2 separate regions of the Homo sapiens genome follow, and region 2 is linked to region 1. A link is an interaction called in ENCODE POLR2A ChIA-PET data of the cell type or tissue named here. Cell type or tissue: OCI-LY7. All regions are shown on one strand. Links, peaks and the distances in the headings refer to the core of each region. The heading gives the core; the rest is flanking DNA.

Region 1 (15,516 bases), core at 3,335-11,334:
CATGTATGTGACTAAATAGCGTAAAAAGAGTCTGCTAATGAGGGTGCATACAGAATTGACCTGTTTTAAGATAGACCCTCATGTAGTTCAGATTTTTTAGGTTAAACTTTTTACTTTTAGGTAATCATAGATTCACATACAATCATAATAAATAACACAGAAATCTCAGGTACCCTTTATCCTGTTTCACCCAATGGTAATAATCTTGTAGAACTATAGTAAAATATAAATACCAAGATCTTGACATTGATAGTAAAGATAAAGCACATTTTCATCACCAGAGGATTCCTCATGTTGCTTTTTCATAGCCACTCTCAAAACTCCCCTTTTCCCACTCCTTAACCCCTGGCAATCACTAATGTGTTCTTCATTTTTGTTGTTTTGTCATTTCAAGAAGGTTATAGATGTGGAATCATAGTCTACAACCTTTGGCTTTTTTCCCCTCAGTGTTATTTTCTGGAGATTTATCCAGGTTGTTATGTTTATCTGTAGTTTATTCTAATTTGATTGATTGATTGATTGATTGATTGAGACAGAGTCTCGCCCTATCACCCAGGCTGGAGTGCCGTGGCATGATCTCAGCTCACTGCCTCCACCTCCTCGGTTCAAGTGATTCTCATGCCTCAGCCTCCCGAGTAGCTGGGATTACAGGCGCCTGCCACCCAGCCCAGCTAATTTTTCTATTTTTAGTAGAGACAGGATTTCGCCATGTTGCCCAGGCAGGTCTTGAAGTCCTGGCCTCGTGTGATCTGCCCGCCTCAGCCTTCCATAATACTGGGATTACAAGCGTGAGCTACCATGTCTGGCCTCCTTTTTATTTTTGAGTAGTATTCTATGATATGGATGTATCACAGGTTATTTAACTGTTCACCAGTTGAAGGGCATCAGTATTGTGTCCAGTTTTGGACTATTACAAATAAAGCTGCCATGAAATTTGTGAATAGATTTTTGTGTGAACATAATTTTCATTTCTCTGGGATAAATGCCCAAGAGTGTAATTATTGGATTATATGGATGTTGCACATTTAGTTTTCTTTTCTTTTTTTTTTTATTATACTTTAAGTTTTAGGGTACATGTGCACATTGTGCAGGTTAGTTACATATGTATACATGTGCCATGCTGGTGCGCTGCACCCACTAACTCGTCATCTAGCATTAGGTATATCTCCCAATGCTATCCCTCCCCCCTCCCTCCCCCCACCCCACGACAGTCCCCAGAGTGTGATATTCCCCTTCCTGTGTCCATGTGATCTCATTGTTCAATTCCCACCTATGAGTGAGAATATGCGGTGTTTGGTTTTTTGTTCTTGCGATAGTTTACTGAGAATGATGATTTCCAATTTCATCCATGTCCCTACAAAGGACATGAACTCATCATTTTTTATGGCTGCATAGTATTCCATGGTGTATATGTGCCACATTTTCTTAATCCAGTCTATCATTGTTGGACATTTGGGTTGGTTCCAAGTCTTTGCCATTGTGAATAATGCTGCAATAAACATACGTGTGCATGTGTCTTTATAGCAGCATGATTTATAGTCCTTTGGGTATATACCAGTAATGGGATGGCTGGGTCAAATGGTATTTCTAGTTCTAGATCCCTGAGGAATCGCCACACTGACTTCCACAATGGTTGAACTAGTTTACAGTCCCACCAACAGTGTAAAAGTGTTCCTATTTCTCCACATCCTCTCCAGCACCTGTTGTTTCCTGACTTTTTAATGATCGCCATTCTAACTGGTGTGAGATGATATCTCATTGTGGTTTTGATTTGCATTTCTCTGATGGCCACTGATGAGCATTTTTTCATGTGTTTTTTGGCTGCATAAATGTCTTCTTTTGAGAAGTGTCTGTTCATGTCCTTCGCCCACTTTTTGATGGGGTTGTTTGTTTTTTTCTTGTAAATTTGTTTGAGTTCATTGTAGATTCTGGATATTAGCCCTTTGTCAGACGAGTAGGTTGCGAAAATTTTCTCCCATTTTGTAGGTTGCCTGTTCACTGTGATGGTAGTTTCTTTTGCTGTGCAGAAGCTCTTTAGTTTAATTAGATCCCATTTGTCAATTTTGGCTTTTGTTGCCATTGCTTTTGGTGTTTTGGACATGAAGTCCTTGCCCATGCCTATGTCCTGAATGGTAATGCCCAGGTTTTCTTCTAGGGTTTTTATGGTTTTAGGTCTAACGTTTAAGTCTTTAATCCATCTTGAATTGATTTTTGTATAAGGTGTAAGGAAGGGATCCAGTTTCAGCTTTCTACATATGGCTAGCCAGTTTTCCCAGCACCATTTATTAAACAGGGAATCCTTTCCCCATTGCTTGTTTTTCTCAGGTTTGTCAAAGATCAGATAGTTGTAGATGTGTGGCGTTATTTCTGAGGGCTCTGTTCTGTTCCATTGATCTATATCTCTGTTTTGGTACCAGTACCATGCTGTTTTGGTTACTGTAGCCTTGTAGTATAGTTTGAAGTCAGGTAGTGTGATGCCTCCAGCTTTGTTCTTTTGGCTTAGGATAGCCTTGGCGATGCGGGCTCTTTTTTGGTTCCATATGAACTTTAAAGTAGTTTTTTCCAGTTCTGTGAAGAAAGTCATTGGTAGCTTTATGGCGATGGCATTGAATCTGTAAATTACCTTGGGCAGTATGGCCATTTTCACGATATTGATTCTTCCTACCCATGAGCATGGAATGTTCTTCCATTTGTTTGTATCCTCTTTTATTTCCTTGAGCAGTGGTTTGTAGTTCTCCTTGAAGAGGTCCTTCACATCCCTTGTAAGTTGGATTCCTGGGTATTTTATTCTCTTTGAAGCAATTGTGAATGGGAGTTCACTCATGATTTGGCTCTCTGTCTGTTATTGGTGTATAAGAATGCTTGTGATTTTTGCACATTGATTTTGTATCCTGAGACTTTGCTGAAGTTGCTTCTCAGCTTAAGGAGATTTTGGGCTGAGACAGTGGGGTTTTCTAGATATACAATCATGTCGTCTGCAAACAGGGACAATTTGACTTCCTCTTTTCCTAATTGAATGCCCTTTATTTCCTTCTCCTGCCTAATTGCCCTGGCCAGAACTTCCAACACTATGTTGAATAGGAGTGGTGAGAGAGGGCATCCCTGTCTTGTGCCAGTTTTCAAAGGGAATGCTTCCAGTTCTTACCCATTCAGTATGATATTGGCTGTGGGGTTGTCATAGATAGCTCTTATTATTTTGAAATACGTCCCATCAATACCTAATTTATTGAGAGTTTTTAGCATGAAGTGTTGTTGAATTTTGTCAAAGGCTTTTTCTGCATCTATTGAGATAATCATGTGGTTTTTGTCTTTGGCTCTGTTTATATGCTGGATTACATTTATTGATTTGCATATATTGAACCAGCCTTGCATCCCAGGGATGAAGCCCACTTGATCATGGTGGATAAGCTTTTTGATGTGCTGCTGGATTCGTTTTGCCAGTATTTTATTGAGGATTTTTGCGTCAATGTTCATCAAGGATATTGGTCTAAAATTCTCTTTTTTGGTTGTGTCTCTGCCAGGCTTTGGTATCAGAATGATGCTGGCCTCATAAAATGACTTAGGGAGGATTCCCTCTTTTTCTATTGATTGGAATAGTTTCAGAAGGAATGGTACCAGTTCCTCCTTGTACCTCTGATCGAATTCGGCTGTGAATCCATCTGGTCCTGGACTCTTTTTGGTTGGTAAAATATTGATTATTGCCACAATTTCAGATCCTGTTATTGGTCTATTCAGAGATTCAACTTCTTCCTGGTTTAGTCTTGGGAGAGTGTATGTGTCGAGGAATTTATCCATTTCTTCTAGATTTTCTAGTTGATTTGCGTAGAGGTGTTTGTAGTATTCTCTGATGGTAGTTTGTATTTCTGTGGGATCAGTGGTGATATCCCCTTTATCATTTTTTATTGTGTCTATTTGATTCTTCTCTCTTTTTTTCTTTATTAGTCTTGCTAGTGGTCTATCAATTTTGTTGATCCTTTCAAAAAACCAGCTCCTGGATTCATTAATTTTTTGAAGGGTTTTTTGTGTCTCTATTTCCTTCAGTTCTGCTCTGATTTTAGTTATTTCTTGCCTTCTGCTAGCTTTTGAACGTGTTTGCCCTTGCTTTTCTAGTTCTTTTAATTGTGATGTTAGGGTGTCAATTTTGGATCTTTCCTGCTTTCTCTTGTGGGCATTTAGTGCTATAAATTTCCCTCTACACACTGCTTTGAATGCATCCCAGAGATTCTGGTATGCTGTGTCTTTGTTCTCATTGGTTTCAAAGAACATCTTTATTTCTGCCTTCATTTCGTTATGTATCCAGTAGTCATTCAGGAGCAGGTTGTTCAGTTTCCATGTAGTTGAGTGGTTTTGAGTGAGATTCTTAATCCTGAGTTCTAGTTTGATTGCACTGTGGTCTGAGAGATAGTTTGTTATAATTTCTATTCTTTTACATTTGCTGAGGAGAGCTTTACTTCCAAGTATGTGGTCAATTTTGGAATAGGTGTGGTGTGGTGCTGAAAAAAATGTATATTCTGTTGATTTGGGGTGGAGAGTTCTGTAGATGTCTATTAGGTCTGCTTGGTGCAGAGCTGAGTTCAATTCCTGGGTATCCTTATTGACTTTCTGTCTTGTTGATCTGTCTAATGTTGACAGTGGGGTGTTAAAGTCTCCCATTATTAATGTGTGGGAGTCTAAGTCTCTTTGTAGGTCACTCAGGACTTGCTTTATGAATCTGGGTGCTCCTGTATTGGGTGCATATATATTTAGGATAGTTAGCTCTTCTTGTTGAATTGATCCCTTTACCATTATGTAATGGCCTTCTTTGTCTCTTTTGATCTTTGTTGGTTTAAAGTCTGTTTTATCAGAGAGTAGGATTGCAACCCCTGCCTTTTTTTGTTTTCCATTTGCTTGGTAGATCTTCCTCCATCCTTTTATTTTGAGCCTATGTGTGTCTCTGCACATGAGATGGGTTTCCTGAATACAGCACACTGATGGGTCTTGACTCTTTATCCAATTTGCCAGTCTGTGTCTTTTAATTGGAGCATTTAGTCCATTTACATTTAAAGTTAATATTGTTATGTGTGAATTTGATCCTGTCATTATGATGTTAGCTGGTGATTTTGCTCGTTAGTTGATGCAGTTTCTTCCTAGTCTCGATGGTCTTTACATTTTGGCATGATTTTGCAGCGGCTGGTACCGGTTGTTCTTTTCCATGTTTAGCGTTTCCTTCAGGAACTCTTTTAGGGCAGGCCTGGTGGTGACAAAATCTCTCAGCATTTGCTTGTTTGTAAAGTATTTTATTTCTCCTTCACTTATGAAGTTTAGTTTGGCTGGATATGAAATTCTGGGTTGAAAATTCTTTTCTTTAAGAATGTTGAATATTGGCCCCCACTCTCTTCTGGCTTGTAGGGTTTCTGCCGACAGATCTGCTGTTAGTCTGATGGGCTTCCCTTTGAGGGTAACCCGACCTTTCTCTCTGGCTGCCCTTAACATTTTTTCCTTCATTTCAACTTTGGTGAATCTGACAATAATGTGTCTTGGAGTTGCTCTTCTTGAGGAGTATCTTTGTGGTGGTCTCTGTATTTCCTGAATCTGAGCGTTGGCCTGCCTTGCTAGATTGGGGAAGTTCTCCTGGATAATATCCTGCAGAGTGTTTTCCAACTTGGTTCCATTCTCCCCATCACTTTCAGGTACACCAATCAGACGTAGATTAGGTCTTTTCACATAGTCCCATATTTCTTGGAGGCTTTGCTCATTTCTTTTTATTCTTTTTTCTCTAAACTTCCCTTCTTGCTTCATTTCATTCATTTCATCTTCCATTGCTGATACCCTTTCTTCCAGTTGATCGCATGGGCTCCTGAGGCTTCTGCATTCTTCACGTAGTTCTCGAGCCTTGGTTTTCAGCTCCATCAGCTCCTTTAAGCACTTCTCTGTATTGGTTATTCTAGTTATGCATTCTTCTAAATTTTTTTCAAAGTTTTCAACTTCTTTGCCTTTGGTTTGAATGTCCTCCCGTAGCTCAGAGTAATTTGATCGTCTGAAGCCTTCTTCTCTCAACTCGTCAAAGTCATTCTCCATCCAGCTTTGTTCCGTTGCTGGTGAGGAACTGCGTTCCTTTGGTAGAGGAGAGGCGCTCTGCGTTTTAGAGTTTCCAGTTTTTCTGTTCTGTTTTTTCCCCGTCTTTGTGGTTTTATCTACTTTTGGTCTTTGATGATGGTGATGTACAGATGGGTTTTTGGTGTGGATGTCCTTTCTGTTTGTTAGTTTTCCTTCTAACAGACAGGACCCTCAGCTGCAGGTCTGTTGGAATACCCTGTCGTGTAAGGTGTCAGTGTGCCCCTGCTGGGGGGTGCCTCCCAGTTAGGCTGCTCGGGGGTCAGGGGTCAGGGACCCAGTTGAGGAGGCAGTCTGCCCGTTCTCAGATCTCCAGCTGCGTGCTGGGAGAACCACTGCTCTCTTCAAAGCTGTCAGACAGGGACATTTAAGTCTGCAGAGGTTACTGCTGACTTTTTGTTTGTCTGTGCCCTGCCCCCAGAGGTGGAGCCTTCAGAGGCAGGCAGTCCTCCTTGAGCTGTGGTGGGCTCCACCCAGTTCGAGCTTCCCGGCTGCTTTGTTTACCTAAGCAAGCCTGGGCAATGGTGGGCGCCCCTCCCCCAGCCTCGCTGCCGCCTTGCAGTTTGATCTCAGATTGCTGTGCTAGCAATCAGCGAGACTCCGTGGGCGTAGGACCCTCCGAGCCAGGTGCAGGATATAATCTCGTGGTGCGCCATTTTTTAAGCCGGTCCGAAAGGCGCAATATTCGGGTGGGAGTGACCCGATTTTCCAGGTGCGTCTGTCACCCCTTTCTTTGACTCGGAAAGGGAACTCCCTGACCTCTTGCGCTTCCCAAGTGAGGCAATGCCTCGCCCTGCTTCGGCTTGTGCACGGTGCGCGCACCCACTGACCTGTGCCCACTGTCTGGCACTCCCTAGTGAGATGAACCTGGTACCTCAGATGGAAATGCAGAAATCACCCGTCTTCTGCGTCGCTCTCGCTGGGAGCTGTAGACCGGAGCTGTTCCTATTCGGCCATCTTGGCTCCTCTCCGCATGTTTAGTTTTCTAAAGAAACAGACAAACTGTTCTCTAGAATGCTTGTGCTATTTTACACTCCCACCAACAATTATGAGCAATTTAGTCTCCACTTCCTCACCAGCATTTAGTGGTTATTACTTTTTATTTTAGCCATCCTAATAGGTGTGTAGTGATATCTCATTGTGGTTTTGAACATCTTTTCATGTGCTTATTTGTCGTCTTTATGTCCTCTTAGTAAAATGTCTCTGCATGTCTTTTATCCATTTTCTTAATTTTTGTATTCTGTTGAGCTTTGAAAGTTATGTATATTCTAGATGTGAATCCTTTGTTGGATATATGGTTTATAAATATCTTCTTTCATAATTCAGCAGAATTGAAAATAAACATTTAAAAAAATGTAATAATAGGCCAGGTGCAGTGGCTCACGCTATAATCCCAGTTTGGGAGGCCGAGTCAGGTGGATCACGAGGTCAGGAGTTCGAGACCAGTCTGACCAACATGGTGAAACCCCGTCTCTACTAAAGATACAAAAAGTAGCCAGGCGTGGTGGCACGCACCTGTAATCCCAGCTACTCAGGAGGCTGAGGTAGGAGAATCGCTTGAACCCAGGAGGCGGAGATTACAATGAGCCGAGATCATGCCACTATACTGCAGCCTGGGCAACAGAGCGAGCTTCTGTCTCAAAAAAAAGAGTAATAATAAATTCAAAACTCATAAGCTTAAAAAATGTACAGCTTAAAAAATGTACAGTCTGGAATTAAACACTTGAGACTCTGGAGTTTGGTTTGCTTTTGAATTTAGACTATGCCATTTATAAGCTGTGTGACCTCGGGCAGATTACTGAATGTCTCAGTTCCTCATTTGTCAAATGGGGATTTAAAACAGCATCTATCCTATTGGGTGGGTTGTGAGAATTAAATGCACTAATACACATAAAGAACTTGAATATTGCCTGGCTGATAAGTGTTGAATATGTGTTAGATATTATGCTATTTTTAAAAAGTTTACATCAACTTTTGCCTAATTACACTTTTTATTACTTTTTAGTGGTTGGATTTCATCCCTTACTGGTCTCAACCAAAATATTCCTGTTGGAATCATGATGATAATCATAGCAGCACTTTTCACAGCATCAGCAGTCATCTCACTAGTTATGTTCAAAAAAGTAAGTGAAATTTTATGTCTAAATTTTTATAGTGAACGTGATGTAAAGTTCTCATTTTCCTATTTTGCTATAATTTGGTGTAACCTGAAGCCATTTTATCGTTATTGTATGAGTTTGCTCTCTGAGGATTACTTTTTACAATTAAAAGTTATGCATAAGTACATTTTAGAAAATTGCATCACATTTTAAACTTCAGTAAAAAGGGAATATTTTAAAATCATTTTAACTGAAGGCTTTCATGAGTTAAAGAGTCAGCCTCATTTTTAAAATTTGGATTTTTAAATATACTCTAAATTTCTTTTTTTTGATATGAAGGATATTAGCCTGTTAATAAATAGAAGTAAAATTATTATGTGATATGTACATTTTATTCATATATATCTCTTAGGTTTTTGTTTTGTTTTTTAATTTTTTATTATAAATTCAGAGGGAACATGTGCAGGTTTGTTACATGGTTATGTTGCATAATGCTGGGGTTTGGGCTTCTATTGAACCCATCACCCAAATAGTGAACATAGTACCCGATAGTTTTTCAAGCTTTGCTCTTCTCCCTCCCTCCCTTTTGGGTCCCCGGTGTCTGTTTCCATCTTTATGTCTGTGTGAACCCTTTGTTTAGCTCCCACTTCTAAGTGAGAACATGCAGTATTTGATTTTCTGTTAGTGTGTTAATTCACTTAGGATAATGGCGTGCAGCTGCATCTATGTTGCTACGAAGGACATAATTTCATTTTTTAGGTGGTGTAGTATTTCGTGATGTATATGTATCACATTTTCTTTATTCAGTCTACTATTGATGGACGCTTAGGTTGATTCTGTGACTTTGCTATTGTGACTAGTGCTGCAATAAGCATATGAGTGCAGGTGTCTTTTTGATAAAATGATTTCTTTTCCTTTGGTTAGATACCCAGTATAGGGTGATTGCTGGGTTGAATGGAAGGTCTATTTTTACTTCTTTGAGAAATCTCCATACTGTTTTCCACAGAAGTAGAACAAATTTATATTCCCGTCAACGGTATATAAGCATTCCATTTTCTCTGCATCCTTGCCAACATCTGTTGTTTTTTGAGTTTTTAATAATAGCCATTTTGACTGGTGTGAGATGGGAATTATTGTGGTTTTGATTTGCATTTCTCTGATTGGTGATGTTGAGTTTTCTTCCATTTGTTGGCTGCTTGTATGTCTTCATTCAAGAAGTGTCTGTTGATATCCTTTGCCTACTTTTTAATGGGGTTTTTTTTTTCTTGTTGATTTGTTTAAGTCCTTTATACATTCTGGATATTAGTCCTTTGTCAGATGCATAGTTTGCACATATTTTCTCCCATCCTGTAGATTGTCTCTTTACTCTGTTTATTCTCTCTTTCTTTCTTTTGGTTTCTTTTCTCCTTCCTTCCTTCCTTCCTTCCTTCCTTCCTTCCTTCCTTCCTTCCTTCCTTCCTTCCTTCCTCCCTTCCTTCCTTCCTTTCTTGTCTTTCCTCTATCTGTCTCTCTTTCTGTCTTCCTGTCTCTTTTGTGAAAGAGAGTCTCACTCTGTCACCCAGGCTGGAGTGCAGTGGCTCAATCTCAGCTCATTGCAATCTCCACCTCCCGTGTTCACACAATTTTCCTGTCTCAGCCTCTTGAGTAGCTAGGATTACAGGTGTGCACCAGCATGCCTGGCTAATTTTTATATGTTTAGTAGAGATGGAGTTTGACCATGTTGGCCAGCCTGGCCTTGAACTCCAGACCTCAAATGATCAGCCCTCACAAAGTACTGGGATTACAGGCATGAGCCACCACGCCCAGCCTGTTTAGTGTTTCTTTTGCTATGCAGAAGCTCTTTAAGTCCCATTTGTCAATTTTTGTTTGTGTTCCATTTGCTATTGAGGTCTTAGTAGTAAATTCTTTGTCTAGGCCAATGTCTAGAAGAGTATTTCCTAGATTTTCTTCTAGGATTTTTGTAGTTTGAGGTTTTACATTTAAGTCTTCAATCCATCTTGAGTTAATTTTTGTATGTGGTGAGAAGTAGGGGTCAATTTTATTCTTCTGCATGTGGCTAGCCAGTTTACCCAGCACCATTTATTGAATAGGGTGTCCTTTCCCCATTGTTCATTATTGTCAGCTTTGTTAAAGATCAGTTGGTTGTAGGTGTGTGGCATTATTTCTGGGTTCTCTGTTCGATTGGTCTGTTTTTGTACTGGTTACCATGCTGCTTGCTTACCATAGTCTTTTTTCTTTTTTGAGACAGAATCTTGCTCTGACGCCCAGGCTGGAGTGCAGTGGCACAATCTCGGCTCACTGCACCCTCAGCCTCCCCAGGTTCAAGTGATTCTCATGCCTCAGACAGCCAAGTAGTTGGGACTAACAAGCGTGAACCACCATGCCTGGCTGATTTTTGTATTTTTAGCAGAGACGGGATTTCACCATGTTGGCCAGGTTGGTCTCTAACTCCTGGCCTCAAGTGATCCGCCCGCCTCAGCCTCCCAAAGTGCTGGGATTACAGGTGTGAGCCACTGTGCACTATAGTTTGAAGTCAGGCAATATGATGCCTCTGGCTTTGTTCTTTTTGCTTAGGATTGCTTTAGCTATTCAGACTCTTTTTGGTTCCATATGAATTTTAGAATTGTATTTTCTACTTCTGTGAAAAATGATGTTGGTAATTTGATAGGATTGTATTGAATCTATATATTGCTTTGGACAGTATGGTCATTGTAACAATATTGATTCTTCTAATCCATGAATGTGGATGTTTTTCCATTTCTTTGTGTCATGTGTGATTTCTTTCATCAGTGATTTGCAATTCTTCTTATGGAGTTCTTTCACCTTCTTAGTTAAATGTATTCTGGATGTGTGTAGGAGTGTGTGTGTGTGTGTGTGTGTGTGTGTGTGTCTATTGTAAATGGGATTGGGTTCTTTATTTGGTTCTCAGCTTGAACGTTGTTGGTGTTTAGAAATGCTACTGATTTTTGTATGTTGATTTTGTATCTTGAAACTTTTTGTTGGTTTTTTGAGACAGAATCTCACTCTGTTGCCCAGGCTGGAGTGCAGTGGTGTGATCTTGGCTCACGGCAGCCTCTACCTCCTGGGTTCAAGCAATTCTCATGTTTTAGCCTCCTGAGTAGTCGGGATTACAGATGTGGCACCTGGCTAATTTTTTTTGTATTTTTAGTAGAGATGATTTCGCCATGTTGGCCAGTCTGGTCTGTAACTCCTGACCTCAAGTGATCTACTTGCCTTGGCCTCCCAAAGTTCGGGATTACAGGTGTGAGCCACCACACCCAGTCTGTATCTTGAAACTTTACTCAAGTTAGTTATCAGGTTTAGGAGTCATTTAGGATTTGTAACTGCCCAGTTGTTTTAGCTACACTTCTTCCTGTAGAATTCCCATGTCTGTTTTCACAGCTTTAAAAAAAAAATCATTACATAGAGGAAGGTAAATTAGTGTTTTTATTTGTTTATTTAAAGTTTTATTTTGTCTTGGATATATGTAATTTTGATATATTTTATATGTATTCAAACATGATATTGAGACCTTGGGAATAACACCTATGTTTTAAATGAAAAAGACTTTTTGATAGGTCTCACTTTAAAGAAAATAAGTCCTTATAATTTTTTTTACCATTTCATTACTTGAGACTATGTATGAGGAATGCATAGAAATAATTTTACCTTATATTTAAAACCACTTTTACTCTTTCAGTACTTTACTCAGACATTTGTCTTTTATCCTTCTCAAAACCCTACGAAGGTTAGACTGTGTCCGTTCTTCCATATTTTCTCTATTTGAAATTTTTAACTTCTCTTCTGCACCAAACACACATACCATTGACACTCAGCTCTCTAATGTTACTAAATCCCTTTTCCAGTTTTCCTCCTCCTTAACCTCTGTAGCTTTCTACACCACAGATGGCTCCTCTGCTAAGACTTTGCAATGATGTTCTAATTCTCTTGACTCTCTGGCTATTCTTTCTCCTCCATTTCTTCATCCAGTTCATAAATTAAGGTCTTAAATGTAATCGGCTCTTTGTGCTATGCAGTCATTTTCTTTGGGAATTTCATCTTCCCTTATTATTTCAGTTTCTTCTCTACCTAGATGACCTAGAATCTTGGAATTGGAAAAGATAATGCATTGCATAAACCTTTAGTTGCATCTTCAATTGGTCATTTTCATCTCCAGTTGTTGATTGATGTCATCTTCTCACAGTAATGCCTCATAAACTCTTCAGTTTCTTAGTGATAGATGTTCCTTTTGAACGTTCTGAGTAATATTCAAGAAGCATTTATTAAGACCACATATTGTATAGATTCCATTATTGTGAAATGTATAAAATGGGCAAATATATAGAGACAGAAAATGTATTACAGCTTGCCTGTGGCTTATGGGTGGGGTGGGGAGTGAGGGTAATGAAAGTATTCTAAAATTAGGTTGTGTAGATATTATAGTCACAACTCTATGAATATACTAAAAATCATTGAATTGTACACTTTAAAGGGTAAAATGCATAGTATACAGATTTTATCTTAATGAAGCTTTTTTTTTTGAAGAAACACTTATTGAATACCTACTAATGAGATGGCACTAAGCACTTTATGTAATTCCATTGAACATTTTTGTCAGTGCTGTGATTGCTTCTGTCAGTGCTTCCATTACTTCTTTTTTGAGACAGAATCTGTCTGTCGCCAGGCTGGAGTGCAGTGGCGCGATCTTGGCTCACTGCAGCCTCCGCCTCCCGGGTTCAAGCGATTCTCCTGACTCAGCCTCCCAAGTAGCTGGGACTACAGGCATGCGCCACCACACTCAGCTATTTTTTTTTTTCTTTTTTTGAGATAGAGTCTTGCTCTGTCACCAGGCTGGAGTGTGATGGCGTGATCTCTGCTCACTGCAGCCTCCAACTCCCTGGTTCAAGCAGTTCTCCTGCCTCAGCCTCCTGAGTAGCTGGGATTACAGGCATGTGCCACCATGCCTGGCTAATTTTTGTATTTTTAGTAGAGACAGGGTTTCACCATGTTGGCCAGGATGCTCTTGATCTCCTGACCTCGTGTTCTGCCTACTGGGATTACAGGCATGAGCCACCACGCACAGCCACTTCCATTACTTTTTAATTCACTTTCTTAGATACCTTTTTAGTATCTTTTCCATTTCCAACCTCAGCTAATCCAGAAATTCTTTTTACAGGTTACTTATATTCCCTCATCCTTCTCGCAGTCCATTTAATATATAATTCCTATATTAACCTTAAAAAAACCCCAACAAATTGGCACTCTGCAGATTTTTGACGTGGATCTGGGATTGGGAACGGCATTTTGGTGGCAGTGCGAAGAAGGGCTACATTCAGAAACACCAGCATTGCTAAGGTTGTAAAAACACACTACATGCCATAAAGCCATCAAATGGGCCTTAATAACCTAATGATGAAATCACTTTTATTTTGCTCAGCCATACTCTGGGCCCTATGCAGAACACTTCACCAGTATTATGCCATTTTGTCCTCTCGGAGAATCACAGATTGGGATTATAGTGGTGGTGGGAAGAAGGGCTAATGGTGACGTCTCACAGCTCCATGATTCACACTTTCTATTCTTGTCAGACTGTACTGCTCGGTTTCTTCAAATACATCATGTACATTCCTTTGTTCCAGATTTTGTTTATATGATGTTTTTTAATCCGTGCATTAATTCGTCTTCTCTGCTATTTGAAGACCTACTAGTATTCTTTCAAGACCCAGCTCCGATCTTGCTGTGTCTCCCAGAATGTTTTTTGTTGCCTTGTATCTTAGGGACCATGTCATTCTCTGTTTTCTTGGGGAAACTTAACTGTCTATATTGCTTACTGTGGCACCTGGGCATAAGCCAGTTTTTATGCCTTATGGTGCATGTATTCTGGGTACGCAGCTGTTAAGCACCCCCCGCGTGAACAAGTCTTTTAGCATTGGAATTAGATGAGAAGAGCAAGAGTTTTGCTTTGGAACCATACAACTCAGGTTGAAATTTTGACAGCTTCACTTACAGCTCTGTGACCTGAGACAGACTTCTGTAACCACTCAGGTTTGGTGTCCTCAACTGTACTCCAAGCTGCGTGAGAGTGGAGACCTGTTCTGTATGCTTTCAGGTTGTAATTCTCACATCTGGAACAGTGACATGCAGTGATTGGCATGTGATAGGCACTCAGATATTTGTTGAATAAAAGAAGGAATGGGAAGAGTAACCACTTTCATAGGGTTGGTGTGAGGATTAAATGAAACAGTGAATGTAAACTGCATAGAATAGGGCCTTCTCAGTTAATAGTTTTCCTTTCTGATCTTGACCTTTTTATCATTTTATATTCAGGGTCTGGTTTAGTGTCTACTTTTGTTTAGTAGATGCCTTTATCAGTCAGCATGCTATCAGAAACAGAAAGAATGAAAAGGTTAATTGCGGGGAATTGGCTGGTGAGGTCAGTCTGATATCAAGAGGGCAGGCCGGAACTCTCAGGCAGAAGTTGAAACTCTGGTCCACAAGTGGGATTTCTTCTTCCTCAGAGGAACTCCAGTTGTGTTCTTAAGGCCTTTCAACAGATTGGATGGGGCATACCCAGATAATCTAGAACACTCTTCTTAAAGTCAACTGAAGGCAGATGCCGATTACATCTACAAGATACCTTCACAGCGGCACCTAGGTTAGTGTTTGATTGAATAATTGGAGACTGCGGCCTAGCCAAATTAACATGTAACACTGACCATCACAGCACCATTCTTTGGAGAATTCCTTTATTATTTCACATGTATTATTGAGGGTGTTTTATAGAAGTAGAAATGTAATACATTTTGAGTATAGTAGAGGGTTTTGTGGTGTGTGGCAGTTTTCACTCATTTGTTAAACAGCTGTTATTGAGCATATATTACGTGCCAGGCACTGGGCTGTGCATGAGCTCAGAGAGATCACCTGTTGGTGAGGAAGAGAAATAAATTGGTGGGCCCCCCAATTCAGTTATTTAATGGCCATGATAGAGGTAAGTATAGGGAGCAGAGGGACACCTATCAGGTTTTGGAGGTCTTTTTAAGTATTGCCTCAGCTGAGATATAATGATGGCTGCTCATCATTATAGTTATCTAAGCAAAAGAATAAGGGACAGGGAAGAGGATAAGAGGGATAAGGAGGTACCAGAGAGTGGGGATACCACGTTCACATCTAGTTGTAGGAAATAACATGGCAAATTCAGGGAATTAAATGTAGCTCAGAATGGATGGGAGATAAAACATGGTGTGTGAGCTGGGGCTAGGAGAATTGTAGGTTGTTGGTATTGGAAGATGAAATTGAACACGTAAGTATAGTTTTATCCTACAGG
Region 2 (15,516 bases), core at 3,755-11,754, 88 kb before region 1:
TCTTTTTTTACTTTTTTTTTTTTTTTGAGACGGAGTCTTGCACTGTTGCCCCGGCTGGAGTGCAATGGCGTGATCTCAACTCACCACAACCTCTGCCTCCCGTGTTCAAGTGATTCTCCTGCCTCAACCTCCCTAGTAGCTGGTATTACAGGTGCCCGCCACCACACCCGGCTAATTCTTTGTATTTTTAGTAGAGACAGGGTTTCATTGTATTGGCCAGGCTGGTCTTGAACTCCTGACCTCGTGATCCACCTGCCTCAGTCTCCCAAAGTGCTGGGATTACGGGCGGGAGCCACTGCGTTCAAGCAGATCGTTTTTCTTTCTTTCTTTCTTTCTTTTTTTTTTTGAGACGGAGTCTCCCTCTGTCGCCCAGGTTGGAGTGCAGTGGCGCGATCTCTGCTCACTGCAAGCGCTGCCTCCTGGGTTCACACCATTCTCCTGCCTCAGACTCCCAAGTAGCTGGGACTACAGGCGCCCGCCACCACCGGCTGATTTTTTGTATTTTTAGTAGAGACGGGGTTTCACCGTGTTAGCCAGGATGGTCTCGATCTCCTGACCTCGTGATCTACCCGCCTTGGCCTCCCAAAGTGCTGGGATTACAGGCGTGAACCACTGGGCCCGACCCATTTTTCAAATCTGTTTTTATTTGCAGTATTTGAAGATAAAGCTCTTATTTTCAAGTATATGATATTTCGCATTTGGTAACTATGCTAATTTCTTTTTCATTAAATCCTATTTGTTTTCCATTGCCTTTTTCATTTTTTAGCATTTCTTTTCCTTCACTTTTATGTTAGGAATACTTCTGCAAGCATCTTCGTTTGTGCCGTATCATGAAAGTAGTTTGAGTCTATTCTCCTTATATAATATAACCATAGTGGTTTACTTGATTTTATTGGTTCTTGTAAGGCTATTTGCTGGATTCAGTTCATTTTTTTTTGTTGAGCCCCTGCTTTATATTCTAGTGGTTTTCCTAGGCTTAGTGAATGGTTTTATGAAATTTGAATGGCTTTCATTGCGCATCAAGAAACTTGGAATAACTGGAAATCTGTAGTGATCGAAAAGAAAATAGGTGATTAATTATATAGAAGTTTCTGAGGATCCACTCTTGAGCTGTTAAAATGGGGTTTTAAAGCTATAGAGGGAAAAATATTTTCTGTATAGTCAACATGTAATTATTGAAGAATTGCTGTATGTCCTTTGTTTTCTGTTGAGTTTATTCATTCAACAAATACTGAAGAAGTGTCTCTGTCCTTATGGCTATTAGTCTAACAGTGAGACAAATATGCTTGGAAAATGAATGAAAGGGGAGAGTTTAATAACCAGCAGAGGTCAGCAATATAGGCTCTTACAAGTCAGCATAAGAGTGTATGGTTAAGTGCCGGAACAAGTGCAGTTTGTTCATAAAAGGAAGAAATTAGTAAGTGGTCAGAAAATTTTCATGCTTTATGCTTTTGCATATTAACATGATAATTGATTGAATAAGATAGTTCATTATGGAAATAACATTTAAATTAATTTTTAAAATATGAAGAGAATTAGAATTTCACAGCTGGGGGGGCAAATTCTTAAAATATATTCAGTCAGATCTCATAGATTAAAAAACAAAGCCCACAGAGGCACACTTGCTCATTGTCTTGTGCCCATGTGTAGGTAGTGTAGAATTGGCATTAGAACTTAGGTCTCCTGATTTCTAGTCCATTACTGGTGACACTGTATGTGCTCCCTGGTTGCATTTTGATACCAAAATTCTTGTTTTGTATTTGGAGGTTAGAGTTGAGGGGAGGCAGCAGAGGATAGGATTAAAAAATTTTGGCTCAAGAATTTGAAAAGATCTGGGCTTGATCCTGGCTTTGACACTAACTGGTTGTGAGACCTTGGAAAGTTACTTAACCTCTTTCAGACTCAGTTTACTCATCGCGTGTTCTCACTCATAGGTGGGAATTGAATAATGAGAACACTTGGACACAGGGTGGGGAACATCACACACCGGGGTCTGTCATGGGGTGGGGGGAGGGGAGAAGGATAGGAGATATACCTAATGTAAATGACGAGTTAATGGGTGCAGCACACCAACATGGCACATGTATACATATGTAACCTGTACGTTGTGCACATGTACCCTAGAAGTATTAAAAAAGAAAGACTCAGTTTACTATTTTGTAAAATAGGGTAATAGTACATTCTCTATAGGATTGTAAATAGGATTAGATGAACATACATTTAGCATATAGTAAGAGCTTAATGTATAGTGGTTTTAATTAGGTACTAATATTTAGTATTAATAGTAATTTAAGAAATTCTGTTTAATGGCCAGGCGCAGTGGCTCACGCCTGTAATCCCAGCACTTTGGGAGGCTGAGGCGGGCGAATCACGAGGTCAGGAGTTCGAGACCAGCCTGGCCAACATGGTGAAACCCCGTCTCTACCAAAAACACAAAAAATTAGCTTGGCGTGGTGGCGGGCACCTGTAATCCCAGCTACTTGGGAGGCTGAGGCAGGAGAATTGCTTGAACCTGGGAGGTGGAGGTTGCAGTGAGCTGAGATGGCACCACTGCACTCCAGCCTGGGCGACAGTGCGAGACTCATCTCAAAAAAAAAAAAAAAAAAAAAAAAAAGTTCTGTTTAATAATCTCTATATGCTTAGCTATGAATTTAGTGAAATTTATGTTACTTTTGGATCTTCTGGAGTGCTGGTAGTAGCTGTTTGACTGATCATAGTCAAGGAATCAAAGCTAAAAATAATTAAGTGCTTTGCCTACATCAACCTGCTAGACTAGACCAAGGTTGTCTGAATTCTGGTGCTTTTTCACAACACGTAGTTCCTCCCTAATAAAATATCTCCATGTTAAAATTGAGCATAGTGTCCATTTTGTTTTGGCCTCAAAAATTAATTTTAGTCTATTGAAATTTTTTTTAGAAATGGCCTAAAATTCAGCATTCTCACTTATGTTATCTTTTAAGTTACAGTAATCTGGTGGCATTGTAAGAGTTGAAATTTAAAATTGAAAATGACCCATAATTCAAGTGTGTTATTCATTTGTCTTAGTCTGTTTGGGCTGCTGTAACAAAGTATAGTACCTCACAGTGGGTAATTTATAAACAACAGAAATTTATTGCCCAGAACTCTGGAGGCTAGGAAGTCCAAGATCAAGGTCCCAGCAGATTCAGTGTATGGTGAGTCCTTTTCCTCATTGATGGCATCTTCTTTGTGTCCTCACATGGCAGAAGGGGATGGCAGCTCTTTGGGGCCCTTTTCTTTTCTTTTCTTTTTTTTTTTTGAGACGGAGTCTTGCTCTGTCGCCCAGGCTGGAGTGCAGGGGTGCCATCTCGGCTCACTGCAACCTCCATCTCCTGGGTTCAAGCGATTCCCCTACCTCAGCCTCCCGAGTAGCTGGGATTATAGGTGCATGCCACCATGCCCAGCTAATTTTTGTATTTTTAGTAGAGACGGAGTTTCACTATGTTGGCCAGGCTGGCCTTGAACTCTTGGCCTCAAGTGATCCACCTGCCTCAGCCTTCCAGAGTGCTGGGATTACAGGTGTATGCCACCACACTTGGCCTCTGGGTCCTTTTTTTAATAGGGATATTAATCCCATTCTTGAGAGCAGAGCCCTGCTGACCTAGTCACCTCACAAAGTCTTCACCTTCTGATACCATCACGTTGGTGATAGGTTTCAGCATGTGATTTTTAAGGAAACAAACGTTCAGACCTTAGTTTTCATTTTGTAACATCAAGAATGTTATCCATCTTATTTCATTTACCTTGACAATGATACTTACAAGTTGATTTCACTCCTCCCTTATCTGTTTAAAATTTTGAGGCTGAGCTTGATAGCTCATGCTTGTAATCCCAGTGCTTTGGGAAGCCAAGGCAGGAGGATTGCTTGAACCCAAGAGTTTGAGACCAGCCTGGGCAACATAGTGAGACTTCCATCTCTACTAAAATTTAAAAGTTAGCTGGGTGTGGTGGTGCACACCTGTAATCTAAGCTACTTGGGAGGCTGAGGCGGGAGGGTGACAGAGTGAGACCCTGTCTCAAAAAAAAAAAAAAAAACCCAAAAAACAAACAAAAAAAAGATATAAAATTTTGAGTTTGGAGATTGGATAGCACTAGGAAAGTATTCTGAGGATTTCCTTTGTGATTGTCACATTTTGAAAACTGTCTTTTAACATTAATCTGGAACATAGTGGTTGCAGTTTGTGGGCCTGTGTTATTTTACGTTCATGTCAACTGCATGAATTCCTGCTCATTTTTCCTCATGTTAATGTTTTTAAAAAGCACATATTGAGCTGCTGTTATATTTCATCAACTTAAGATGCCATCCTTTGTAAGATGCACCATTATCTTATTTACCACTGTCTCACTTATCTGTTGCTATGTAACAATCCCAAAATATAATGGCTTAAAATAACAATTATTTGCTCACGATTCTGTTAATTGCGCTAGACTTAGCTGGGCAGGTTTTTTCTTTTTTTTAATGTTCTTTTCTGGAGTCACTAAAGTGGCTTCAGTCACCTGGTTTATGGTTTCAGATATCCTTACTCAAGTGCCTGCTGGTTACCTGGAGATGTCAGTGGGCACAGCAATTAGCTGTCTTTCATGTAGCCTCTCTACTAGTAATAAATGGGCTTTGTGCATAGTAGCAGCAGTGCTCCCAGAGGGCAAGAGCTGAATCTACAAGGCTTCTTGAATCATATGCTACTTCTGCTGTATTCTGTTGGTCAAAACAAGGCACAAGTTCAGCCTAGATTTTAAAAGGAGTGGCAAGCAATAGGCTCCACTTCTTGACTGGAGACAGACCTATGATCTGAAGATACACCTAGTATAAAATGGCGAGGTAGTCGTAGGATAACTTCACTAGACACTCCCATTCAAATAGGGAAAGAGTGGGAGGCGTGTAGCACCTGCTGATGCATAGCAGTTCTGAAATCTAGCCAGGCACGTGTTGTTAGGGTCCCCTACATTGGGGACAATGAATGTTTCTTGATTAGGGCCCAGTTCTGCTACCTCGTATTGGTTCCTTCACCTGTTATTTTCTTCTGCTTTTGGCTCCACCCTCTGAGAGGTCCTTTATTTATTTTTTTCTATAAGAATGAGCCCTTTTGGCAGCTGAGTAGCATTTTTGGCCTGCTTCTTGCCCATTGAAAATTGGGAGCCCAGAAGTTTCTATTAATTTTGAACTGTTTCTTTAGTCCAGGCTGTCACAACTCTCTTAACAGTTTCTTTTTAATCTTACCAGAGTTCAAACCATGCCTTAAAAACCACATTTGTCATTCTTTTTGAGACAATCTTCATTTAGGGTGAAGTGTCCGTTGCCATGGTCGGTATTCTTCAGATGTTTAGAAAACTTTTGTCTAGGTTGAGCATCTCATATGGCCAGGGGAAGGCTGCTGCCATAGGAGGCTGCTGTGCCACGTGACAAAACTAAGATTTGAACACAGTTTTATTTTGGCCCTGTAGCTTTACAGTCATATGAGATGATGGTGATTATGAAAATTTCGAAAGTAAACTGTTCTTGTGCTGATATTACCAAAAGTTTTTTTTGGACTATGATTAATATTTAATAGTGATAAATGCAGATCCAAATAATTTATTGGTTATTTCCTTAATATGAACCACCAGTGTGATATAGTTGCTGAAAAATATATATTGGCTTAGTGAAATTAGTGATCAGTTCCTTAAAATTAATAATCCTATAGTATTCTGTTCTGGTCTAATAGCTGGGTATTCTTCTCAATTGCAAGTGCATATTTAAAGAGTGGTTTGAAAATACTAGGATATGCCCAAAGAGGACAGTCAGAATGGTCATGGGACTGGAATCAAGTTCTAGGAAGAACAATTTAAGTTTCAATTACTCAGTGGATTTAGTCTACAGAGGGCTAAAGGGAAATAGGAGAGCTCCCATCAGATACTTAAAGTGTTCTTAGGTAAGTGAATAAACTTGTTATTTGTTGCTTTAGAAAAAGAATCTAAGGTTAACTGGCAAAGTTTACTTGAAGGTAAAGGTAAATTTTGTCCAAACAGACTTTTAAAAATCTGCTACCATGGCCTGACAATGCTCTTTTGGTAGGGCATTCTCCAGCACTTGCAGAAATTCAAGCAGAAGTTGGATAACCTACAGAGATGCCTAATTTCAATATTGTAATGTCTCAGGGAATAGGGAGACCCAAGGAGAGGGACAGAGAATGGGAACAACTGGTTGGTGGAATAGTCAGGACACACAATTTTTTTTTTTTTTTTGAGACAGGGTCTCTCTCTGTCTCCAAGGCTGGAGTGCAGTGGCGTGATCTCGGCTCACTGCAACCTCCACCACGCAGGTTCAAGCGATTTTCCTGCCTTAGCCTCCCGAGTAGCTGGGACTATAGGCGTGCACCGCCACACCTGGTTACTTTTTGTATTTTTAGTAGAGACGGGGTTTCACCATGTTGGCCAGGCTGGTCTCCAACTCCTGACCTCAGGTGATCTGCCTGCCTTGGCCTCCCAAAGTGCTGGGATTACAAGCGTGAGTCATCGTGCCCGGCCAGGACACATAACATTTATCAAGTAAGTTTGCAGTGTTATGGGCATGGTTTGTGGCACCCCAAGACAATTACAGTAGTAACATCAAGTATCACTGATCACAGATCACCATAGCAGACATAATGATAATGAAAAAGTTTGCAATATTGCGAATACTACCGTAGTGTGACGCTAGAGATGTGAAGTGAGCACATGCTGTTGGGAAAATGGTGCTGCGAGACTTGCTTGATGCAGGGTTGCCACAAACCTTCAATTTATTTTTTTAAAAAAGGCAATATCTGTGAAGTACAGTGAAACTAGGTATTCCTGCATTTTCTCTGTTCTAATATATCGACCATATTGGATATTGGAATTAAGTATGATCAGTTCAGCTAGAGAGGATGCTTTATGTTCAGAGACCAGCTATGCTCTGAGCCTCAGCTTCTGCTGAGGGAGCAGCCCTCATGGTAGCTTACACATTTGTGATCATGTCCTCTAGGGTGTGACTTTTGCCACCCTGGCCTCAGCTGACTGATCTTAACAAAGGTACTTGTCCAAAGCAGTGGAATAGCAGTTATCTCACTAGGCTTTTGAAGGCCATTTTCAAGAATTCCTGTCCTTCATTAGAGGTGTTTTTTAACTAGAAGGGATGTGCCATGTCATGAAGAATTTCAATCTCTGTGAAACCTGGCGTTCTTCTTTCTGTATATATCTTTAAAATATTCTCCTGCTCCCAGCATTTGGGGTGACCTGAGTGAGTCTGTCTGTTTCAACCAGAATTGCTAAACCGTAAGTGTAAAGTAACATTTTCTTGCCAAAAGGGTGATAGAGTTAAGCCTGTATTTAGACCTACAGTTTTTGGTGGTGTAGTGGAGTAATATACTTGCAAATATTGTAAGATGTTTTTAAATCACAAGGGAGAATTTTCCAACTTTCAGTGGGTGTGGGATATAAAAGGTGACATGGAGTTTGGTTAGATTTAACCTTGTAACAAGTCTCTGAGTTGTTCCTACTGAGGCAGTCTGTAATGTCCTGCAGCGTTTGACTTCATATGTGTAGACTGGTGTGGAAAACCCTGTTCTCCTTTCTGTGCAGAAGGCTTGCAGATCTATACCCAGAGAGCAATCCAGTAATCCCCTTCTCCTTGGCATTTGGCTTTGGGTGCTTTTCAGAATTAGTAATGTTTCTTTATCCATTGCTGGACACCTAAGTTGTTTCTGTTTTTTGTCTATTACAGATAATGTGTCTATAAACATTCCTGTACAAGTGTTCTGTTTGATCACCTGTTTTAAATTCTTTTGGGGATATATACCTACAAGTGGAATTGCCTAGTCATATGGTAACTCTGTTTAATCATGGAGGAGCTTCCAGACCCTTTTCCAAAGTGGCTGTACCATTTTATATTCCTGCTAGCAGTGTATGGGTATGTAGATTTCTCTACATCTTTGTTAACACTTGCTATTACCTGTTTTTTATTCTAGTCATCCTAGTGGGGGTGAAGTGGTATCTTGTGGTTTTGATTTGCAGTCTGCTGATAACTAATGATGTTGAGAATCTTCTCATTTGCTTATTGACATTTGCATATTTTCTTTGATGTCTGTTCAGATCCTTTGGCTATTCTTAGATTGGGTTATTTGTCTTTTTTATTATTGAGTTATAAGAGTTTTTATATATCCTGGATACATACCTTTATCAGGTATGTGATTTGTGACTTTTTTTCCCATTTTCTGGGTTGTCTTTTTACTTTCTTGATAACATCTTTTGAAGCACAAAAGCTTTTAATTGTGTTAAGTTCAAATTACCTATTTTTTGTTGTTGGTGTTTTAGTGTCACATCTAAGAATCCTTTGCCAAATCTGAGGTAAAGAAGGTTTATCCCTATGTTTTCTTCAAAGAGTTTTATAGTTTTAGCTGTTGAATTTAGGTCTATGATTCATTTTGAGTTAATTTTTGTATTTGGTATGACGTAAGGTCAACTTTATTGTTTTGCATGTGGTTATAATGGTTGTTCCAGCACCATTTGTTGAAAAGATTGTTCAGTCCCCATTGAATGATCTTGGCACACTTGTCAAAAATCTCAGTATTCTTAATCTGTGTTCTTGCAAAGGAGATGAAATATTTTATCTGAAAAAGCCCTCATATTTCATGCAAAAATGCCTTGCAAATACCTGGTAGTCACCAGGTTTTCTGAGTATATATTAACTTGTCCGGCTTCTAAAATTGCCAGAGCTACTTTTGCAACTGCTTCTAAGTCTTTGCATACTTTAATGCTTAAAAACAAATTTAATAGCAGGTTTTACACTTGGTTTTAGAATGTAATTATGAACACATTGTCAGTATTACCAACTTGATATGTTTCCTTTTTTAAAAAATAAATGCTTCCTTAAAAGAAATACTTCCATTTATTTTACAGAATACAGTTGAATTAAATAATACATTTTTGCATTTAAGCAGAAACACTGGAACCCCTTAAACTCTTAAAGCAAAGGATATGCGTATAGTGTAAAGCGTTATGCATTTTGAGTATTGCTGAAATCAAATTAGGAAGGAGGGATTTGTGATAGTTATACATTGATAATTATAACTTGATTGATAGTAGAAGAAAACACAAAACATTTGAATGCAAATAATTTAGTATATATAGCTATTAAAGATGTTTGCTTCTCAAACACAGTGAAAACAATGCATAGTGTAGAAGCATTCTGTACGTAACAAATACTTTAAGTTCTCACTTTCTTCAAGAGAAATAAGCTGTGGCTGTGTTATATACATGCTAACGGCAGCCATTTAATCTGTGGAAATCCTCTAATGGTGGTTAGAATTCTTATATGATAATTTGGGATATATGGAGAGCACTGTCAAGTGAAAGTGGTAGGTAATGGGAAAAGAGCATCAGGAGTATTGGCCAGTCATGGCCAGGAGTTGGTAAACTAGGTGTAATTTTACCACCATTTGGCACTTTTTCTTATAAACAAATTCTAAATGGTGGTTAAGCTTCCCAGGCCAGTGCTTACAATTGTAGTATGTAGCACCAAACCCAAGCATTCTCTACAGTAATGTACCCAAAGAGGGGGAAGGTTCATTTGTGATATCAGGGATTCATCCCCTGCTAGCCTACCATGACATTGAAAAGTAATCATAACCTTAAAAACTAATAGCTCAGATATTAAAAAAAAAAATTAGATGTCTTTTTCAAAAATCTCCAAGCAAGTGCACAACTCTCCAACATTTGTATGAAACCTACATCACAAGGTGATTTGTCATAACAATAAAAGGAGTTCTTCTTACTGTTATCCTCACTTCAAGTCATGATATATAATAGCTTCTAAAATCCCTGAGCTTGGTAAGGCAACTAGTAATTTGCATGTCTTGTTTTTGTTTCTATTTATGTTAATACCAAAAAGTTTGAAAGTTAATAAAAAATCAGAGCCTGCTTTAGAAAATACAGGCAACTTGGGGTAAAATAAATAATAATTACATGTTGCAACAAAAGATAATCTTGCATTATTATTTATTTTCTTTATCTGTTATTTAAAAAGATTCCCATCTTTTTTTCTGATTCAAAAGGAAAACTCCTGGAACTATTAATATAAGAAACATAACAACAACAATAACTAAATACTGAAGTTAGAAAAATTAATTTGCCTGTGGTCACCTAGCTAGGAGGTAGAGAAGCAAACCTTAAGCAGTGTGGTTCCAGAGCCCACCTTCTTACCTTCTCCCCTCTGCTAGTGGAATACAAACCTCTGCAAATTTCACTTACTCCTTCTTCTTATCTCCCTGACACCAGGCTAAGAACACAGAAATGTTTGCCTGCAGTATGTATAGTTTATAGAACTTTATCTTATGAACTGAACTCTAAGTGGTGGTGAAGTTCCCCTGAGATTCAGCTATAAACATTTCCATTAAAAATGTTTATATTAAATAGAAAAAGCATGTATTACTACTTTCAAGCTTTGGGAATACATTAATTTGCATTTTTGCAATATGCTACTTACCTTAGGCTTGCTACATCCAATATAAAACCACAGAGACTGACTAACTCAACCTAAAACAAGCATCCCTAGCTGTAGGAAAGTTGCTATGTAGGAAAGTTGCCACATGGGGATAAAATTACACCTCTATTTTTTAAATCTTTCTTAAGGATTTACTATCCATGTAAGACATGTTTATATTCTCTAAATGTTCAGTTCTTTGCCCTACTGATTGCTTTAAGACGTAATTTGGTTTCTTGCCACTGCTCTATCTTTAGGCATATTATCTTTTTTTGACTATAGTTCAGTCAGAACATGTTTTCATGTAGTTCCTATAGCTCAGATATGGTACTACAAAATAGAGTGTGAAATTTGGACTAGCAGGACTGCCTTTACCTCTATGGTATCTGATAACATTTGGTATCTAATTCTTTTGCCAGTGGACCATCTAATTTCTGTTATTTTGGTTAGTGAGTTTGAGTGGACCTAATGGTATAATTTGAAAAACAAACAAAACATATTCTCAGTCTTTATCAACCATTATATTTAAAATGGAGAGCTTGCCAGTTTAATAGGTCTTTATGGTTATTTAAAATTTTATATAATTACTGTGACTGCATTGGAGATTAAAGTGGACCAAACTCAATTGTCTCCAAGAGATTATCATCATTGAAGATGGAGTAAGAGTAGGTTATTTAGTAACGTATATGAAACTCCCAAAAATCAGATGCTGTGATAGTCACTTGGGATACAAGATAAAGAGAATTTTCTGATGTCAAATAATCCACACTTTAGTTGGGAGATATAATGTGTGATAAATGCTTTGATGCTAACAAAACAAGAATAACATGTTCTTCATATTGCAGAAACAGAACTTCCTGAGAAGATGAGGCCTGAACTATCTTAGAGCCTCAGTTCCCCTAAATGCAGAATCTGAGGCAGAAGGCATATGTGTTGTTATACTTCACTTCTCTCATTTTATAGGTAGGGAAATTCGGACACAGAAGTTAATTTTTCTAAGTTTACTCAGGAGTGACAGGACTTGGAATAAAATTGTTTCATGGAATTGCTTCAATAAGGGTAAGGATAATGTGAGAAATAATTTCTCATAGCAATTGCTTAAAAGTGCTGCTGGCAATATAAAATGAAACAAAAAAAGGACCAGACCTCTCAATGTCATTTTGGCTGTAAGCTAAGAAACTAGAATTTCTTGTTTTCTATATTATTTAGGTTCATTACATTTATTATTAATTATCTGCAGGAAATTTTTACCAAATTATATTCACAAATTATGTTTGTTTCCAAAGAAATCTTTCTCTAGAATCTATAGAGTGTACTCGATAATCAAACAGATGCCTACTTAGGAGGTAAGTTGGCTTGGGCATGATTGCTTTAGTTAAGTTTCTAATTTACTAAGGACTGATTTGGGTCTATAAACATAAGTGAGTTTCTTTTAGATTTGAGTAAGACTGTTACGACCCTTGCCATGATATGAATTTTTCAAAATCATGATTTATTGAATAATTCCTAGTGATTATTAAGCACGTATCACAGTTATAAAAGTTTCGCTAAATACACTTGTCTTAGAGTCTTGTTGAGAGATTTTTAATGGCTTTTCCTAGCTCCTTTTTAAAAAAAGTGGGGCATTTAGAAACTGTAGTACTCTTCCAGGTGAGTGAATTTGTTAGTATTTATTAAATTCATATGATTATAGTAACTCTGAGAATTATGGAGTAGGGGAAAAATTGAACTCAGGGGAGGGCCTCTCAGCTTGGGGCATTTCTTGTTTAATCAAATTGTCTAGTGTAAGTGTATAGTCTTGACTGAACCAAGCAGAGCTATTGAAGAGTATTTTAATTACATTTTATAGAGCAGCACAATATTTATTCTTTTTCTTCTGAGGAAATATAGTTTTGAACATAAATTTCTTTATTGCATTTTCTTCCAACAACTTGGTCTTTGGATTTAGATTTGGATTTGAATCCTGACCATGTCACTTATTATATGACTTTGGGCAAATTACTAAAACATCTCTAAGTCAGTATTCTCAGCAGTGAAAGAAAAGATACAGAACCCAAGTCATAAAGCTCTTCTGAGGATTACATGAAATAATTAAGAGTCTGGTATCATGCTAACCTAGATGAATTTTCTTTCTCTCTTTGAATCTGTAGCCTTCAATTTCCCATTGGCTTCCTTGATAGAACTATAAATGTGCATTTTCTTATAAATGTTTAATATATTCAAAATAATACCTTATATCTCATGAAAAAGTGTGAAGGAACTAATGGTGAAAATCTGCTACTGTGTTATATAAAAATACTGGACTGGAAAGATTCTAATCATGTCTCTTGTCATCCTTTGTAATTTTGAAAAACTTAGAGGAAATTTAAGTCTAGTTTGTCATATTTCTTTTTGCTAACATAATTGAATTTGTCCAAATGGACAAAAGTGAAATTATTCTATGAGCCAGTCTTGAATAAGTTGTAGTGCCTGGATCAGTACTGTCCAATAGAAATATAATTTCTGCCGCATATGCAATTTAAAATTTTCTAGTAGCCATATTAGAAAAAAAGGAAAAACCAAGTGAACTTAATTGTAATACATTTTATTTTACTCCATATAAAGAATCTTATTTCAACACCTAATCAATATAAATGTTGCAGGAAGTCAGGGACCCCGACTGTTCATACACCCCCTCCCCTTTTGAAATCCTTAATAAAAACCTGCTGGTTTTGAGGCTCAGGGGGGCATCACGGTCCTACCGATATGTGATGTCATCCCTGGTGGCCCAGCTGTTAAATTCCTCTCTTTATACTGTCTCTCTTTATTTCTAGCCGGCCGACACTTATGAAAAATAGAACTTACGTTGAAATATTGGGGGTGGGTTCCCCCGATATATAAAAATTAGAGATATTTTACATTGTTTTGCTAAATCTTTGAAATTGAAAATCTAATGTATTTTATACTTTTAGCACATCTCAATTGGACTACATTTTAAGAGCTACATGTGGCTGGTGGCTACCATATTTACAGGTAGCACAGGTGTATAGCACATCTATAAAATGCATTACTACAACAGTAGATGGCTTTTGCACACTGTAGGATGTGTGTGATAAACGAATGTCATTTATTATTGCCGGTCTAAAGTTTGTCTCCAGTTCTTAGCAGTCACTTAATGGTGAGAATTTACCTGTCATTGCAATCTGTTCAATAAATGATTTCGCCAGTTTTCATTGCCCATTCCCAAGTATTTAAAAATTTCAAAGGCCTCAAATATATCTACTTCACATTAATTATATCTGTAGGAATGACATGAAAAGGTTTGTATTTTGAAAAGCTGATTCTGGCTTATTATGAAGAATAGATTGGCATGGGGTCGGAGGATAGGGAGGGAAGACCAGTAAGGAGTTCATTGCCATTGACACATGAGAAATACTGGCAGATTGATCTCTGGGGTGGAGGAGGGATTTTTTTGTTTGTTTGTTTTTTGTTTTGCTTGTGTGCATTTTAAAGATGATCAAGACTTGAAATGTGAGGTATCTTGCTGGGAAGAAGCAGTTGAACATATGAGAGAAAAGGATAATTGACAGGGTGATCCTAAGAAAAGTTAGGAGGAGATTAAGCTTAGATATGAAGAAGATTTTCCCCCCTACCTTGGGGGAAAGGCTTCCTCCTTGCTTTTCCTTCCCTCCTCTTTTTTGCTTCCCTTTTCCTTTTTTTCCCCTAACCTCTAGACAATGTGGGAGGTAAGGAAAAAAAAAGCTGAGGCCCTTCTGATGATCTGCAGGACATTGTGAAAACTTCTGTAACACAAAGTCATTTCTCACCAGTTAAAATAACAGTAACCATATTTATTGGCTCTGTTTTTGCTTTGGTGACTCATTGGCAACTCTAGTAATTGCTGTTCCCCTCAGATGCTTTACCTGCTGCTCTCTGCTCCCTTTTCTGGCCACCTTCCTATAACTTAGCTTCTGTTTGTCACTCTTTCTACCATGGCTGTTGTCAGCTTCTACTGCTGCTGTTATAGTTCCCAATTTTATGTCTCATATTCAGTCTCCTCAAAAATGGGAATAGGATTGGATTGATTAGCAGTTAGTCAGTACCGAGTTGCTTCTGTTGGGCCTGCCAGGTTTCCTCGTGTCCAATTCTAAAGATAGTTGCCTTTGGCACAGAGGCCAGTTTCTTATTCTTAGTTATGTAGCCAAGTTAATAGGGTCACGTGACACAAAGATTGGGCAAAGAACTGCTTCTGGTTGCTTTCCTTAGAACATATTTTAAGGAAACACAGGTGGGTATTTTTTGTCCTATTCATTACCTAATATTTGCTATACTTTTTACAATTCTCAGTTAGCCATAGGTGGAGAGCTTTTTTGCTTGATCCTTAACTTACTGTTGGTGGTAATGATGATAGCAGCCTCACCTGTCACTTATTTGAGTCTTTCCCATGTGTGGAAACTATATTAAGCACTTTACATGTAGTAACTCATGAATTATATGATACATTTTACTGATGAAAAAACTGAGGTACAGTGAAATACGAAGTGACTTGTTCAAAGTTTATAGCTTCTTAGTAATGGAACTGGAATTTGAATACAGGCAGCCAGCAATCCGTAGCATAACATTTCTGAACTATGGGTGACCATTGTGATTATCAAATTTCCCCTTAATTTTGAAGATGAGAAAATCGAGAGAGTTTGAGTGACTTGCCTGATGTCACAGTATTGGTCGTTACCAGGTGCTCAGTTTCTGATTCCTAGACTAGTGCTTTTTTCTGCTACAGAACAAGTACCCAGGACATAGAAGGTTTTGGATACTAATCATGAAACCCAAGCCTGTGTTAGCAGATATCATAGTAAGTGTATATATAATGTATAGCTGTACAATAATCATCCATGTAGATTTTTATGTTATTAGACTACTATTTAGCTTAAAAATGACATATGTACAGAGAGAAATAAACAGGAGACTGAGCTTGATTAGTTATATAAGTTGATTGAGTCAATCTCCTTATTTCCAGCAGGTGAAAGCACTGTCTCCCAGGTTGC

Evidence for each region. ChIA-PET counts read pairs that join two places held together with the same protein. Peaks named below come from ENCODE experiments on the same cell type or tissue, not always from the same donor. Only the 100,000 strongest peaks of a DNase experiment are listed, where the experiment ranks them.
Region 2: POLR2A ChIA-PET joins it to region 1 with 18 read pairs; 2 of 35 experiments call an interaction of 5 or more read pairs at or near these places.

The regions. Positions count from the first base shown.
Region 1 is chr5:78,451,147-78,466,662 of GRCh38, forward strand. SCAMP1 (secretory carrier membrane protein 1) reads left to right here. Exons shown (of 9, transcript NM_004866.6): 8 at 8,099-8,216. Among named protein-coding and RNA genes, the nearest start is that of SCAMP1, 98 kb to the left of the region's middle. RefSeq lists an enhancer at 6,185-6,794. In OCI-LY7, for the core only: no CTCF peak of the experiment used is centred there; a DNase peak (open chromatin) is centred at 7,885.
Region 2 is chr5:78,362,885-78,378,400 of GRCh38, forward strand. All of the region lies in intron 1 of SCAMP1 (secretory carrier membrane protein 1), which reads left to right. Among named protein-coding and RNA genes, the nearest start is that of SCAMP1, 10 kb to the left of the region's middle. In OCI-LY7, for the core only: CTCF peaks have their summits at 4,658 and 4,858; a DNase peak (open chromatin) is centred at 4,657.